Linked DNA regions of Homo sapiens: region 1 is linked to region 2. Evidence: chromatin loops called from intact Hi-C (ENCODE). Cell type or tissue: PC-9. All regions are shown on one strand. Each heading gives the region's core, and the rest is flanking DNA. Links, peaks and the distances in the headings are about the cores only.

Region 1 (8,332 bases), core at 222-8,221, 190 kb after region 2:
CATTAGTCATACAAAAACAAGCAGCAGGCCAGGTATGGCGTGGGGGCTGCAGCTTGCCAACCCCTGCTACATGTCCTCCTTTTGCAGGGAGAAGCACCTCAGGGAGGGACCCCAAATATGGGTGAACAGCAGTACAGTCTACCACACTGTGTATACAGAAAGGAGGCACTTTCATTGCACAAGTGTGCAAATTCATACGTTATGCTGTGTTGCAGCTTGCTTTTGTTACTTAGTACTGTATCTCTTGATGACAGTTTCATATCAGTAACTCCAGAATGACTTCGTTTGTATAATGGCTGCCTAGTTTTCCCTCCTATGAATGTACCATAGTGCCTTTGTGTTTGTGTGTTTTTATCATTAACCCTCTATTGTTGGATAACAGGGATTTTTTTAAATATCAAGAGGAGGGAGTAAGGCAGTGTGCCTAGAGAGATTGTTGGAGAGAGAGACTCAACATCCCAACTCTCCCAGTAGTTTATACTGAAATCTTCCAGACCTCCCTGAAAACAAAAATGTGTTGGGGGCAACCCCTGAAAACATGCATTTGCCAGGAGGCCCTGTTTTATTACAGCCATATCATATCTGTGATAAGTGTCCTTGCAACGCTGAACACTGTTGCAATCCCAGGGTCATTTTCCAGGAGATTTAAATACTGGAAAGGGTAAAAAGAAATGGTGAAAACTGGAAGTGAGATCCCGGAAGCTGTACAACATGATTATCACACCGGCCTCACACAGAGACTCATTTTAGGCCACGCGTGAGCCGAGCAGATGAGGAAAAACCAAAACTGCTTTTCGGCAGTGGAATGGGACCAAAAGGGTAGCTAAGATTCCTCAGGCTCCGCGTGCATGTGATTTTCCCCTTCTCTGCCTCGCAGGACACCACGACGTCCGTGCGCATTGGCCTTATGATGGAAGAGATGATCTTCAACCTTGCAGATACACATCTGTTCTTCAATGACCTGGAGGTTTGTGGTTGCTGATTTCATTTAATATTTGCCATGTTTAATCACCTGCATCTAGTTTATGGGAAGAAGGATGCTGCCTTTCCTTTCTTTTTCTTTTTCTTTTTTTCTCCTTTTTCTTTTAGAAGCTTGAAACTTTTGCTAACAACCCCCAAAAAGGCCCAAAACTGTGGCCGGTGATGGTTTATTGGAAACACACTTAGCTCAATTATCTCCCTAGCTTTCCTGTGCAGTTAACGGGCTCTTCTCTGTTCCAGTGGTAGTGTCCACTGGCAGTTTTACTAATCCAATAATGGCTATGTAGTTTCTTCCTCCTGAAATTTGCTATTTAATAAGTTTATTAAGGCAAATTAGTACAGATCCTCCTGGGTCAGTAATAATTAGCAGTGGCCCAGGGTGGAAGCTTTTAAAAACAATTTACATTCCCCTGAAAGCATGTTTTATAAAGAGAAAGAGTGAGAGTGAGCAGAGGGAATATGCTTATTTAAAGTATCTGCTCCTGAGCCCGTAAGCAAGATCCAAGGGAGATAGGGAAAAAAGCGGGAGAGCAGCTTCAAAAATAAATTGAATTCATTTGTTTATACCCAGCCTATGTCAGAAAGGATTTCGAATGGGAAACATATTTAGAATAGAACTAGTAACACAAAGGCAAGCGGAAGCAAAGCTATGTCATGAATAAGGGTAAGACATTGCACAAAAAAAATCCAGGCTCAGGCTAACTATTGCAATCAAGTTCAGAGTGTATCACTTCCTGGTAGCCAAAGTAAAGAGGGAAATACAATGAGTTACTTCTCTCTAATGAAAGAGCAAGCAACTTTCTCCAACGTGAAGAAGGGGTTTTGGCTGATAAAAGGATCAGTAAGGAAATCTTCTGGCTTTGTAAATTATGTTCACCTTATTGGTTCAACAGATTGAAAAGTAAAGGCAACCGGCCGGGCGCGGTGGCTCACGCCTGTAATCCCAGCACTTTGGGAGGCCGAGGCGGGTGGATCACAAGGTCAGGAGATCGAGACCATCCTGGCTAACATGGCGAAACCCCGTCTCTACTAAAAATACAAAAATTAGCCGGGCATGGTGGCGGGCACCTTTAGTCCCAGCTACGCAGGAGGCTGAGGCAGGAGAGTAGCGTGAACCCGGAAGGCGGACCTTGCGGTGAGCAGAGATCGTGCCACTGCACTCCAGCCTGGCAACAGAGCAAGACACCATCAAAAAAAAAAAAAAAGAAAGAAAAAGAAAGGCAATCTAAAATAAAACTGTATACAAAAAAACAATTCTATTTCTCTTAGTAGGAATATTTTTTCCCGGAATCTGGAATATCCCTGGGGACTAAACTGAAGTAGAAATATAAAGGTTATGGATTTCAAATCCATCCTGGCTAGCCCAAGGCACTACTAATATTTATCATTAGGAAAGCATACAGATTTTTCTTTCTAGTCTGCAGGCTGGAGTTCCAGAGAGAGGAATCCTTGCTGAAATAATCAGTCTTGTGTTTTGTCTAATCTATGTAAGCCTCTTGGGCCTCAGTCTTCACATCTATAAAATGGAATTGGTATTCTTTGCCCAACATCTGTTTCAAAGAGCAGAACTAGGTAGAAACTTGAGGAAGAAAGAGAGCTTTGGAGCAATGGAGAATAAATACCATTGGCTTCAAGGCTTGGGACTGTCTCTATTCAAAAGCAAAGTTCAGGCTCGCTTCACGATGACGTCTATGGCTCGAAGGACACAAGAGAGAAAACAAACAAACAAAAACTGTGGCCGTTGAATTCAGTGAGTATTTATGGAGCCTAATGCGGTAAAGACTCAGCCGATTGCAAAGATCAAAACCCAACTCGTTTTAACCAAAAGTGGAAATTATTGGCCCTTGTAGTTGAAAAGTCCAGGGTTGTTTTCATTCTTGCTTATTGCCCCCACTTCTGTGAGAACAGGGACCACTCTGTGTGATTGACCCTGAATCTCTAGGGCCCAGGCAGTAAACAACCAAACAAATCCATAAACAAGACCATTTATGATAATAAAAAGGATATGAAGAAAATAAAATAATCAGATGTGAGAACAAGTGATGGGGATGGAGGAGGGTTGGGGGGCAGCATTCTTGAGGGGGCCGGTCCAGGGAAGGCCTCTTAAGGCAGTAGCACTTGAACCAAAGGATGACAAGCACCCATTCAGATGGAGATCGGGGGCAGTGGGGCGGGGACAGCAAGTGCAAAGGTCCTGAGTGAGAACAAGCATGAAGGCCCCTGGGATCAGAGAGAAGGCATGGAGGCCGAAGTGCAGGAGTAAAAGTATGGAGGTGGCCAGGATAGATGAGCCTGGGGCAGGAGATATTACAGCAATCGAAGCTCATTCTAAGTGCCTTGGACATCTCTGGGGCAAGCTGATATTAAGAAGGAAAAGCCACATGGTCTGGGTTGTGTGTTAAAAAGACCTCTCTGGCTGCTGTGTGGAGAATGGGCAGTCAGAGGAGAAATGTGGTCTGGGCATGGTGGCTCACACCTGTAATCCCAGCACTTTGGGAGGCCAAGGCGGGTGGATCACTTGAGATCAGGAGTTCAAGACCAGCCTGGCCAACATGATGAAACCCTGTCTCTACTAAAAATACAAAAATATTAGCCAGGTGTGGTGGCGGGTGCCTGTAATCCCAGCTACTCAGGAAGCTGAGGCAGGAGAATCACTTGAACCCAGGAGGCAGAGGTTGCAGTGAGCTGAGATCAAGCCACTGTATTCCAGCCTGGGCGACAGATTGAAACTCCATCTTAAAAAAAAAAAAAGTAAAAAAGAAAAGAAATGTGGAGGCAGAGAGACCAGCCAAGAGGCTACTGCAATAGTCCAAGCAAGAGAAGAAAATGGACTGGATCCAGGTGGTAGGAAGACGTGGACTTGAGGGTGAGGTGAAGCCAAGAGGACTTGCTGATAGACTAGATGTGGAGGTTGGGGGAGAGAGAGGTGGCAAGGACTCCTGGGCTTGATCTGACCAGGATGTGTTGTCCTTCACTGAGATGGGCAAAACAGAAGAGGTGTTTGGTATGCAGTGGAGGATCCCATCCCCCTGTCTGGGGTACGTGGGGTTTGAGATGTCTGAGACACCCTGGTGAAGATGCCAGATCAGGCAGCAGATAGATGAGTTTGAACCTCCACTGCAGTAACAACACCAGGCATGGAATAGGCGCCTTGTGGATCTTGGTTGAACCTGCGACTCAAAGCCAGGTATTTTGTGGGATTTCTGTGTATTTCAAGCTGATGTCTTCAGAGTCTTGCCCCACTCTGCTGTTTCTGTCTGGCCCCTGAAGTCGAAGTTGCACCTCTGGAAGGAGGATCTTAATTACCAGCTGGAGCTACTTAGGGAAGCCAGTTTGTTTTTATTTTCTAAATTTATTTCGAAAATGTCCCAGTGCCAGAAGCCCCCCAGGGCACCTCAGCAGAATTGAAACCACGTTATACGATGATGAAGTTAAAATCCACACAAGTGAAAACATATTGTTTGTTGGTGCAAGGCAGTCCCTGTCAAAATCTAAAGCACAGCCTTCTGCAGCTGCCCAGGGAAGCTGTGTGGACCAGAGAGAGGCGTGCTCAAGGCCCGGCAAAGCCAGAAGCCTTTGTTCTCCGAGCCTGTAGTAGTACCACCTGTAAGGGAGTTCCTTCCCGCGTCCAGCAGCGCTTTATGAAGGGCTTACCATTTGCCAGGCCCTAATGGAATGCTGTGGATTCAGCAGCAAACCAAACACAGCAAGACCCGTGCCCACAAGGCATTGACCTTCCAGTTCAGGAGGCTGACCATAAACAATGGAATGCAAAGTATAATGTCAGAGCAAAGTGCTCTGAAGAGAGACCAAGAGAGTCAGGGAGGAGGCTCTCACCAGGGCTTTTGTTTTGTGGTTTTTACTTGTTATATCCAGGAGAGGCTCCTCTGACTTTTTTTTTTTTTTTTTTTTTGAGACAGTCTCACTCTGTTGTCCAGGCTGGAGGTACGATCTTGTCGCACTGCAACCTCTGCCTCCTGGGTTCAAGCGATTCTCCTGCCTCAGCCTCCCAAGTAGTTGAGATTACAGGCACACGCCACCATGTCCAGCTAATTTTTGTATTTTTAGTAGAAACAGGGCTTCACCTTGTTGGGCACGGTGGTCTCGAACTCCTGACCTCAAGTGATCCACCCTCCTCAACCCCCAAAATACCAAAGTACTGGGATTACAGGTGTGAGCCACCGCACCCAGGCTCTTCTGACTTTTGAGCAAAGACCTGAAGGAGGTGGAGGAGGAGGCCATGCCGATATCTGGGTGAAGAGTGTTCCAGATAGAAGCACTGTGCAAAGGCCAAGGTATGATTAGAGTTGATGGGCTCCAGAAACTGGGAGGAAACCAGCAAGACTGAAGCAGAGGGAACAGGAAGAATTGTGGTGGGCAATGAGGGTGACGCCTTTGGGCCATTGTAAGGCTTTGGGTAACAGCCAAGGGTGACAAAAGCCACTGGAGGGTTTGGAACAACATGATGTGACTTTGGTTCAGAAGCTGCCTCTGGCTGCCTGGTGGAGAACAGACTCCAGAGGACAAGGATTGAAGCAGGCATCCGCATTAAATCAGCAACTTCCAGACTCCCAGGGGAAAGAATCTGTGGGGTTTAAAGAATGGTCCAGGATTGGCCTGGTGCGGTGGCTCACGCCTGTAGTCCTAACACTTTGGGAGGCCGAGGCGGGTGGATCACTTGAGGTCAGGAGTTCAAGACCAGCCTGGCCAACATGGTGAAACCCCGTCTTTACTAAAAATACAAAAATTAGCCAGGTGTGGTAGCAGGCGCCTGTAATCCCAGCTACCCAGGAGGCTGGGGCAGGAGAATCACTGGAACCCAGGAGGCGGAAGCTGCAGTGAGCAGAGATCGCCCCACTGTACTCCAGCCTGGGCGACAGAGCAAGACTCTGTCTCAAAAAAAAAAAAAAAGAATAAAAAAAAATGGTCCGGGACACAGAAGGTGCCACATGCAGCTGTATCTTAGGATATTCTGCACGCATGTCCCAAGTTGAGGACAAAAGCCTTCTAATCAGTTCCATCTGCTGTTGAGTCCTGGATCCACCATCTCCTAACCTGGGCAAGTCTCTCCATCCCTCTGAGCCTCAGTTTGCTCATCTGTTAAATGGGTGGAAGAAAAGCCCCCACCATCTAGGGCTGTAAGGATGGAGCTATGTGAAAGCAGTCAGCACAGAGCCTGGCATACCTGCCCAATGTGGGGGCCTTTCCACCAGGGGGCTACAGGGGCTACATGTGTCCCTGGGGATAGGCAAGTGGGGGTTCTATGGTACCAGGGCAAATTGTTTAATTGCTACATATTTATTTTACTGTGAATTAGAAAACTATAACTAGCTTGCCGACCCCTGATTTTACAATCATTTTATAAAAGTATAGGCAACAGAAATATGACAAAGATGATGACAGTCATGAGCAGACCAGGCCTGGGTCCCAGCCAACTGCTGCAGCTTGGGCATAAATATCGACACTCCCTCCCCTGCTCCCTGCCACTTTGCCTTTGTGCAAGAGCTGCTGATTTTGCAGCTCTTACTTTGCAGGGCAGGTGAACCCTCCTCTGAAATGTCACCTGGGTCATGGGTAAGGGTGGATGTTGGGTTAAAATTCAAGCACCTGCTCAAGATCTGTCAAAACTGTCCTCCAGCCCCACTCTACTGCACTCACTCTGAAAGCTGTTCATGGGAAGCCCCCAAGCCCTACTTCACAGGGATGTGCCACTGTCGAGTCAGAGCTGGACCTAGGTCTGCGGCCTCTGTCCCAGCCAAGCAGGGACCCCTTAGGTTTTGACTTCTGGGCTCGGATGCAGCCAGGAGGAGATACTGTTCAGCCCTGCCCTGTGAGAAGAAGAGATTGGGGAGGCCTGGCAGCCGAGACTGTGCTACTGCACTCCAGCCTGGGCGATAGAGGGAGACTCCATCTCCAAAAAACAAAAAAAAAAAACAAGTATTATTTATGTTTTGAGATGTCACAACTTTAATTTAAAATACATTTAAAACCTAGATTTATGTTGAATGGCTGAAATTTTATAGGCAGTGTGATTAAAGATGATTCCAAATTTCAGCAAGGGGACATTTAGTTCGGGCATGAAAAAGAAGTTAACAAGCAAAGGTACCTATAAACAAAGGCATCATAAATAGATATAAAGCCAGAAGAAAAGGGATCTAAAGTAGACAGAGAAGATAGGCTGACTCTCCAGTTGCAGATTTTCATTATCAGCTCATCACACCACCGAAACTCTCTGGTGATTTGCTATCCACATCCATGGCGTTTGGTGGCCCTAAAGATTGTAACGGCCCCCATCCTCTTGGTTAAAATGGCAGGTGTGTTGACAAGAACTGTCTTAGGTACCCCCTGCCTGCTGGGCATCACATTCTTCTTGGTATATATTAAAAGAACACAAGTTTGGGCCAGGCACGATGGCTCATGCCTGTAATCCCAGCACTTTGGGAGGCTGAGACAGTGGATCATTTGCGGTCAGGAGTTCAAGACCAGCCTCGCCAACATGGCAAAACCCCATCTCTACTAAAAATACAAAAAAAAAAAAAAAAAAAAAAATTAGCCAAGCAGGGTGGCGTGCACCTGTAATCTCAGTTACTTGGGAGGCTGAGGCAGCAGAAACCAGGAGGCGGAGGTTGCAGTGAGCCGAGATCACACCACTGCAGTCCAGACTGGGCAACAGAGCAAGACTTCATCTCAAAATAAGTAAATAAATACATACATACACACATACACACACGCAAGATTTGCAGGCAAGATGCAGCAGGACTGAGGAGGGGGCCTTCCTTGCTCTCCCTTGCCTTAGCAGGCAATCTGTCAATGTCAGGGTGTCCTCTGGAAGCCAGGAGGTGTGCCTGAGTGAGGTGCTGTCCCTGAAGAAGATGTCCAGGGGCTGGCATGGTGAGGGCAGTAGTAAGAGGGAGGCAAAGAGTTTGGCCCCAGGAGGGTGGAATTAATGCATCTGGCCAGGGAGTCAATGGTCGCACAGCAGTGGCTGAGGTTGGAGGCACCTGGCGTCATCCTGCCTCACCTGAGTTTCTGCTGCATTCTCTGGTCCTGGCCCCTGTCCGCTTCTCTTCACTCCCCTTGCCATTACCTCTGTGGTCTAAGTCACCATCATCTTTCTCTTGGACGTCATCACGGCCTTCTCACTGTCCCCCTGCTGTCTATGAATTAGGATACAAGCTCATCAAAATAAAGAGGCTTAAGTACAACACAGATCTGTTTCTCTCTCATGAGGAAATCTGAAATGTGAACAGTCTAGGGCCAGAAAGGCAGCTCTTCCATGCCAGAAGCCCAGGCACAGCGGCTTCCTTTTCCCCCACCCCCCGAAAGACAGGGTCTTACTCTGTCACCCAAG
Region 2 (8,332 bases), core at 232-8,231:
GTAAAACATTGCACTTGCTGCCGTTTGGAAGTTGGATGGTTTTCATGGAAATGGTATTTGCCGAAGGGATTTAGGCAAGGTAGTGACAGCATCAGCCACGCAGGGCACAGGGCATCCTTGTTGCTTGTAAGGATTCTGGCAAGTGTGATAAGGTCATGAGGCTGGCACATTAGTGGAATGGTTTCCTGATAGAGATATCCACAAGGTGCCTATCATGGAGGGATTTTTTCTGTAACCAGCAGCTTTCTGGTCACAGCACATGTAGCAGTAACCAGTTGTCTGGTGTCGCTTTGGCATTCCCTAAAGCTTATCCTAGCGTCTGTGCCCCCAACCTCCCCAGAAATTCTCTAAGTCGTTTGCTAGCCTGAATTAACCCCTTCCTGCTTAAGCTAGCTGTAGTGGGTTCTACCCTCTGCAACTAAACTCTGGTTGATACCAGTTATAACCTACATCCTGGGTCTGCTGGACAAGCAGAAGAGTGCCAGTCACTGAGGATTAGAACAAAGTTCCCACAACAGCCCTGAAGGGCAACCGGGCTATGCACTTCTACATCATGGGCCACCAGGGAGCTGAGTAATAAAACCACTCTCAGGCGTCAGAGGACTCAGATTCTTGTCCCAGCTCCCCCACTAACCTGCTGTGGGACCTTATACAGGTAATTTTCGTCATCTGAACTTCAAGTGACTAATCTGTGGCCCAGGCAGGAGAGGATGGGGGCGAGAGTGTGGATTTCAGGATCAGATGGGCCAAGTTCAACCTCTCAGAGCCTAAGTTCCTTCATTTGTGAAACAGGGATAACAGGGTTCCCAGAGAAATATTCAGAAGCATCAGAGCCTCTCTGAAGAATTCTGCCACCTCCTGACATTGTCAGTTTCCCTCTCTCCCTCTTCCTTCCTCTCTCTTAACAAATATTTATTATGCTCCTACTTATACCAGGCATGACTATTGGTGTTGAAAGCCCACAAGTCTCTCTTTCTGTGAATCATAGTTTCTGGAGGGTAGAGACAGACAAGAAACAGACAAAGGCACGTGTGTAATGAATGTGTCCGGGGGTGAGAAATGCAATGGAGAAGAACTCCGCCGAGCAATGGGGCAGGAGTAGTGAGGGACCCTCCTTAAGGTAGGGTGGTCAGGGAGGTCTCTCTGGCAGAGGCCTGAGAGGGGCAGGGAGAGCCGTGGGCATGTCTGAAAGGAGAGCATGCTTGGTGGGGGATGGGGCTTGAGGGACCACCACTAGGAGGCCAGTGTGAGAGATGGAGGGTGGCGGGATCTGAGCTCCAGAAGTCAGGGGCGGGATCAGACAGGGCCTCATGGGTTGCGCTTGGCTCTTTAGATTTTACTCTGAGCAAGCCAGAAGCTGGCCTCATTTAACCTCCTTTTAGAAATCGGTGTGATGAATCAATAGCTTTGGCCGTTTGTTCATCAGTCATTCATTCATTCAACAAGGATTTGTTGAGCACCTCCTTTGTGCAGCTCTGTGCTTTTCTAGTTCCTCTGCTGAACAGTGAAGGGCAGAGCAAGCACCCACCGGAATAAGGAGGGAGTTGGGCATTTTGCTAGAGCTCCTGTTTGGTCCAGAGGCCGCACACAATGGAAAAGTAAAGCCTGGTCCCCTCCGCAGGCCACCCCGCACCTGGAGGCATCACCTGGAGCTCTTCCTGGCAGGCTGAGGCCTGCGAGTTCAGCCCCACTGGCTTCCCCGGGGCAGGGGTTGCCCACGCTTGCTGAAATAAGAACCTCATACCAGATCAGCCCCGCATCCCAAGCAGGGCACCCTAAGGATGCTTTTATGTAAGAGGTTGCATTCCCAATTATCTTAAGATGCAAAGTGAAGGTGTTTTGCCCAGGGAAACTCTCTATCAGGAGTCGTTGCACATCTAAACACATGAAAAATGAGACTTCCTGAAACATTCCTATTTCACCCTGTGACAGTTTTGCACAGCTCATAGAGTTCAATTTTCAAATGTCATCCCACTCTGAGAGACCCAATATTTGAAGTCGTGGAAATCTATCTTTAAAAATACTTTTAACAGCATTATTCCTAATATTAAAACTTGGAAAACACGAAAGGGAGATACTTGAGTTGTGATCATAGCAAATGTTCCTATAATATTTAGTGTGTGTCACTGATGCTTTACATATTCTAATTCGTTTCATCTTCATGACTACCCTCTGAGGCAGATGTACTGTTAACCCCACTTTACACATGGGGATGCTGGGGTCTGAGGGCTTGAGAACTCCGCGGGTTAACCCAAGAGTTATGGGACCTGGTTATGGAACCTCAGTGCTAAGGAAAGTGACACCATCATAGGTAGTGTTAGAACAAAATCTTGGGGAATGGTTATGTTTTCCTGTTCGGTGGAAAGGAAGCATCAACATAGAAGATTAGGTAGGAGCTCATGTACACTAAAAATGAAAGTAGATTAGAATGAGCCGGGTTGGAAGTGGGAGAAATGTCCCCAAACACAGGTTTAGAGTTGGCCTTGAGAACATCAGCGGTATGGACAGATGTACGGACACTGGGGCCTGATAATTCTTCCTTATGGCGCTGTCCTGTGCCTTGTAGGATGGTTAGCAGTATTCCTGGCCTCTCCCTCCCCAGTTCCTCTCCCTCCCCAGTTATGACAACCAGAAGTGTCTCTGGACATTGCCAACTGTCCACTGGGAAGTAAAATCACTGCCATTCAGAACCACCAGCACAGATGCTAAGATCATGGGTGGCATTTTTCTTTCCTTTTTCTTTTCTGTGGTTTCCAACTTTCCTTGAATAGGCATAGATCGCGTGAATAAGTAGGAGCAAAGGAGCTCTCGTTGGGATGACCATGCCACTCTCCTGTTCAGAACCTTCCAGCAAATTCCCAATACACTTAGCTTCCCCAGGGCCTACAAGGCCCTGTGTGAGCTGGCCCTTGGCTACTTCTTGGACATGTTCTTCTCTCCCTGTGACCCTTTCTCATCATGTTCCAACCACACGATTCTTCTTTCTGACATTCAGACACATCCAGCTCATTTCCATCCCAGGGCCTTTGCATGTGCTGCTCTGTCCTGTTGCTCTTTCCTACCTCCTCTTCACATCACTTGCTCATCCACTTCAGGGGTCTGCTCAAATATCACCTCCTCCGAGAGGCCTTCCCTGATCACCCTGTCATGAATATTTAAGCGCCTCCTGTTTATTGTAGGTCACCCCTACTAGAGCATCATCTCCAGGGGGACTGAGACATTGTTTAATTTGCTGTTCCATGCCTCACTCCTAGAACAACGATCGGCACATAGTAAAAGTTCAATAAATATTTGTGGAAGAAGGGAAACAGACAGGGAGGAAGGAAGGGGGGCAAATAAGAAAAATAAAATCGGTAAATTTAGGAGCTTACAGTAAAGAAGCAATGTCTCAACCCACACAGCTGTGTTTCTCTCTAAATTCCAACTCATTTTGACTTGTGGTTTGTGGACAAAAGATTTGCGTAGCACGCAGTCTCCTGGCAGCTCGCTCTCTTTGAGGGAACACACTAATACAGTTTTTATGCCACCTCTCTCCACAAATACCATGCCGATGAGTGGCCAGTGTCAAAACAGCAGCAACAACATAAACAGATGCTCCTTCCTTTCAGCCGAGCAAGTGAAGAAACCCTGTGCGTCATTCCTCAAACACCAGGAGATGCCACCGATAGCCACCTCTCCTCACAGTTTCGTTCTGCTCGAGACTGTGAGTTCATGTCAACCCTGAGCTGCGTCCCCAGGGAAATAGGTTCTGCTAACAGTCAGTTCTTACTACGAGGCATTCTCAGAGCCAAGGGGAAGCTGGGTTGGTGGTCTGCAGCTGAAAATCTTTGGCAGAAAATTTACTCGAGGTTTTTCATGTGTGTCATTTGCCTTGATTTTGGGAGTAGGGAAGAAGCACTATCAGTATCTTTGGCCATTCGTAAGGTCAAAATGGATGTCGGCACGTCCTGCAGGCCTTTTCTCAGCCTGAGTTGATTTCCTGGTGCTTGATGGGTGAGCAGAGGAAGGCAGGTTTTCATTCTCTTCTCTCTTCTTTTTCATTCTTTTGCTGCATTATTCATTTCCTTCCACACTCGTTCATGCAGTCATTTTTTTTTTTTTTTGAGATGGAGTTTCACTCTTGTTGCCCAGGCTGGAGTGCAATGGCGCGATCTCGGCTCACCGCAGCCTCCGCCTCCTGGGTTCAAGCAATTCCCCTGCCTCAGCCTGTAGCTGGGATTACAGGCGTGAGCCACCAGGCCCACCGGGCCCAGCTGTCATTATTTATTTAATGAGCACCTACTGTGTGTCAGCCAGGCCTCACACCTGGCACTTAGAGAATCTGAATAAATATAAGGACCACTTTTATACTCAAGAACAAAGGCCACCTCACCAGAAACCTCTACACACTTTGGGGTTCAGGTTTCTTGTGACTTTCTTTTCCTTTTTTGGTTTCATTTTTAATTACAAAAGTAATTAACATGCTTATCATAGAGCAATAAAATGATGCTGAAGTATATAAAGTAAAAATAGATCTTTTCTGACATAACCCCTGTTAATTGTTGGGTATATACCCTTGCAGACATGTTTTAATAAATATAAAAATCATCCACAAATTCATAGAGTTTTCTTTTTACAAAAAGAGGATCAGATTTTACACACCACAATTTGCTAGTCTCCACTTTCATAATCTCGACATTTTTTCACTGTTAGTACATCTAGATCTTATCTGCTTTGTTACTAATAGTAGTTCATGTTGCTTATATGTTACAATCTTAATCTTTCCTATGTTGATCACTGAGTACAGGCATTGGCAAACTTTTTCTGTAAAGGGCCAGATAGTAAATATTTATAGCTTTGCAGGCCATGCAATCTCCATTTCAACTACTCAGTTCTGTCATCATAACATGAAAGCAGCCCTAGACAATATGTAAGCAAAGTGGGTGTGTCTGTGTTCCAATAAAACTTTATTTACAAAATCAGGAAGTGCACCAGATTTGGCCTTCAGGCTATAACTTGCCAACCCCTGACCTTTTTGTCTTCCACATTTTTCTTCATACTTTTGTGTTCCTAAACAGATGTATTCAGGTTTGGTGTTTAGTTTGGTTTAGGTTTTTTGTGGGAGCAGGTGGCAGGAAGAATCACTGATTGTTTTTTAAAAATAATACATTACACCTGCTTAGCATCTGATTTTTTGCCCATCAGTGATATTCATGGAATTGCTTCCAAAGCAATGGGTATAACCCCTACTTATTGTTTTTAACAGCTGCATAAAATTCCATCGAATGGATAGAGGATCTGTATTGGTTAAGGTAATGTCAGCTGCTGTAACAAATAAACCCTATATTCTCAGGGCTTAACACAGTCACAATGGATCTCTCACCTAAGGACCAGTAACAGTGTTCCTGGTAGATGGGTGTCCTCCATGTGGTCAACCAAGGGCCCAGGTCCTTTCCATTGCATAGGTCTTTCTCCCTATAGTGTCTCAGAGGCAAGTCCAATCAGCAGGTAGATGAGAAAAGAGAGGGAAGGGTCTGGTATCCAAGGTCTTAATGGCCAGCCCTACACATTGCACACATCTCTTCTGCTCATGGTCCATTAGCCGGAACTCAGTCACTGGCTGGACCTAACTGCAAGGAGACTGAGAAATGCAGCGTAGATCTGTGTTCAGGAGGAAGAATATCTGGATTTGGTGGGCACATAAGCATCCCTGCCTGTATTAGTCTGTTCTCACGCTGCTAATAAAGACATGCCTGAGACTGGATAACTTATAAAGAAAAAGAGGTTTAGTGGACTCACAGGCCTCAGAATCATGAAAGGCAAAAGGCATGTCTTACATGGCAGCAGGCAAAAGAGAGCATGTGCAGGGAAACTCTGCTTTATAAAACCATCAGATCTTGTGAGACTTATTCACTATCACAAGAACAGCATGGGAAAAACCCAACCCTATGATTTAATTACCTCCCACTGGGTCCCTCCCATGATATGGGGTGGGAGAGATTTGGGTGGGGACACAGAGCCAAACCATATCACTTTCTCTAAAATTAAATGACTTACTTGAGGTAAAGCAGTTACAACAGGGCCTGGTATGTAGGAAGCACTCAATAAATGCACCTCTGCTATTGCAAGCTTGTATTTTTTAAGTATTCTATGATACTGTCATGTCCTTGGGACCTCTGGTCAGCTCTTTACCCCTGCGGGTTACTGTACCCCTTCCTCCTTCTTTACTGCTTCTAATAGCCTATCAATGGCAAGCCTATCAATTATACACACTTGCTAAAATTTCACTCTAAAAACTAGTCAATACCAGGCTGAATAAGATATCAGGAAGATGTCAGGTTCTTATCACTGGAAACTGTACATGTCACCTTATGTGGCAAAAATACTTTGCAGATGGGATTCAGTTAAGGATCTTGAGATGGGGGATTATCTTGGATTATCCAGGTTGGCCCCAAATGAGATCACAGTTGTTCTTATAGGAGAGAGGCAGAAGGAGATTTCACACACACACACACACACACACACACACACACACACACACACACACACGAAGACAATGTGAAGACAGGACAGAGATTTGAAGATGTTGGCCTTGAAGCTTGGAGTGATGCAGCCACAAATCAAGGTTTGCTGGTGGACACCAGAGGCTGAAATGGATTCTCACCTGGAGCCTCTGGATGGAATATGGCCCTGTAGACACCTGGATTGTGGCCCAGCAATACTGAGTTTGGACTTCTGTCCTTCAGAACTGCAAGAGGATAAATTTCTGTTGTAAGCCACCAAGTTTGTGCTTCTTTCTTACAGCAGCCACAAGAAATGCATCCACTGAGGGTTCTAGGGCTCTCTTGTGAATAAAATGTATAAGCTTCTCAACTTGCAATTTGTCCCAAACTACATTCCCTGCTCTCCCTACCAACTGCCTTCCCAGTGGTCATGAGCTCTACCATCCACTCAGAGTTCACTCTGAAAGCCTGGAAGACTTGCTGGCCTCTTCCCAATCCCTCCCCTGCTGTATCAAAGTTGATCGCTAAGACTTATCACCATGGCTCCGAAATAGCTCTTGATCCACTGGAACACTTTATTCTCACCATCACACCCTCGCTTGCAGTGATGGCATTTTTTGCTTAAGCTAGAACTCGAGTCTGGTAAATGGGTTCAGCTGCGCCTGTGTCTCCCTCTCTGCCTCCTGCCACGCTGCTGCCTGGGGACAGTTTTCCAAAGTTGTTCCTGTGCCCAGCATTCCCCACAGGCTCTCCTGCTCCTTTGAGAGAGAATCTAAACTTTAACCAAACCTTGAAAATGCCCTCATTTCTCGCCAACTGAGCCATGATGGGGATGACTTAGGCAGGGAGACAAAATGAGCCTGGTTGCAATAAAGTTTGGTGATTTTTTAAATGAATCTGAGCTCACGTGTAATTATGAAAAAAAAACATGAACATGTTATATAGTTTTTCACTGATGGCTGGTATGAAGATAGTAGCATTATGGAAATGAGAGACAACTTGTCCATGAGGAACCCTCATTTTTTTAAACTGTTAAGTTCAGGGGTACGTGTGCAGGTTCGTTCTATAGGCAAACTTGCGTCATGGAGGTTTGTAGTACAGATTATTTCGTTACCCATAAAGTACCCGTTAGTTATTTTTCCTGAGCCTCTCCCACCTCCCACCACCACCCTCCAATAGGCTCCAGTGTCTGCTGTCCCCCTCTGTGTGTCCATGTATTCTCATCACTTAGCTCGCACCTATTAAGTGAGAACATGCAGTACTTGGTTTTCTGTTCCCGTGATAGTTTGCTAAGGGTAATGGCCTCAAGCTCCATCCATGTCCCTGCAAAGGACGTGATCTCGTTCTTTATTATGGTTGCATAGTATTCCATGGTGGATACGTACCACATTTTCTTTATCCAGTATATCATTGATGGGCATTTAGGTTGATTCTGTGTCTTTGCTATGGTGAATAGTGTTGCAGTGAACATACACGTGTATGTGCCTTTATAATAGGATGATTTCCATTCCTTTGGGTATATACCCAGTAATGGGATTGTGAGTCAAATGTTATTTCTGTCTTTAGGACTTTGAGGAATCGCCACACTGTCTGAGGAACCTTCATTTGTTGGAAACCACCCAACACAGAGTAGATGCTCAGGAAATAAATATGCAGTGGATGAGTAATATGTGCAGAATGACCTGACTGAGTCACAAAGACCTTTCTGGTTGCATTTGCATCTGTCATTGTGTACATAGAGCCCTTCCCCTTAGTTCAGAGTCTCTCCCCTTGGCACTGTGGAGATTTGGGACTGGACCATTCCTTTGTTGGGGGTGGGGGCTGATGCTGTGCATTGTAGCATTAGTTTA

Evidence for each region. A loop is a pair of places that touch in the nucleus more often than their neighbours do. Peaks named below come from ENCODE experiments on the same cell type or tissue, not always from the same donor. Only the 100,000 strongest peaks of a DNase experiment are listed, where the experiment ranks them.
Region 1: a loop joins it to region 2, with 7 times the contacts of the local background. A loop is called at or near these places in 1 of 110 quality-filtered maps.

Annotation. Positions count from the first base shown.
Region 1 is chr20:47,142,182-47,150,513 of GRCh38, forward strand. EYA2 (EYA transcriptional coactivator and phosphatase 2) reads left to right here. Exons shown (of 16, transcript NM_005244.5): 10 at 878-967. Among named protein-coding and RNA genes, the nearest start is that of MIR3616, 21 kb to the right of the region's middle. In PC-9, for the core only: no CTCF peak of the experiment used is centred there; a DNase peak (open chromatin) is centred at 4,700; H3K27ac peaks cover 466 bases.
Region 2 is chr20:46,951,051-46,959,382 of GRCh38, forward strand. All of the region lies in intron 1 of EYA2 (EYA transcriptional coactivator and phosphatase 2), which reads left to right. Among named protein-coding and RNA genes, the nearest start is that of EYA2-AS1, 53 kb to the left of the region's middle. In PC-9, for the core only: no CTCF peak of the experiment used is centred there; DNase peaks (open chromatin) are centred at 3,561, 4,721 and 8,171; H3K4me3 peaks cover 739 bases; H3K27ac peaks cover 3,104 bases.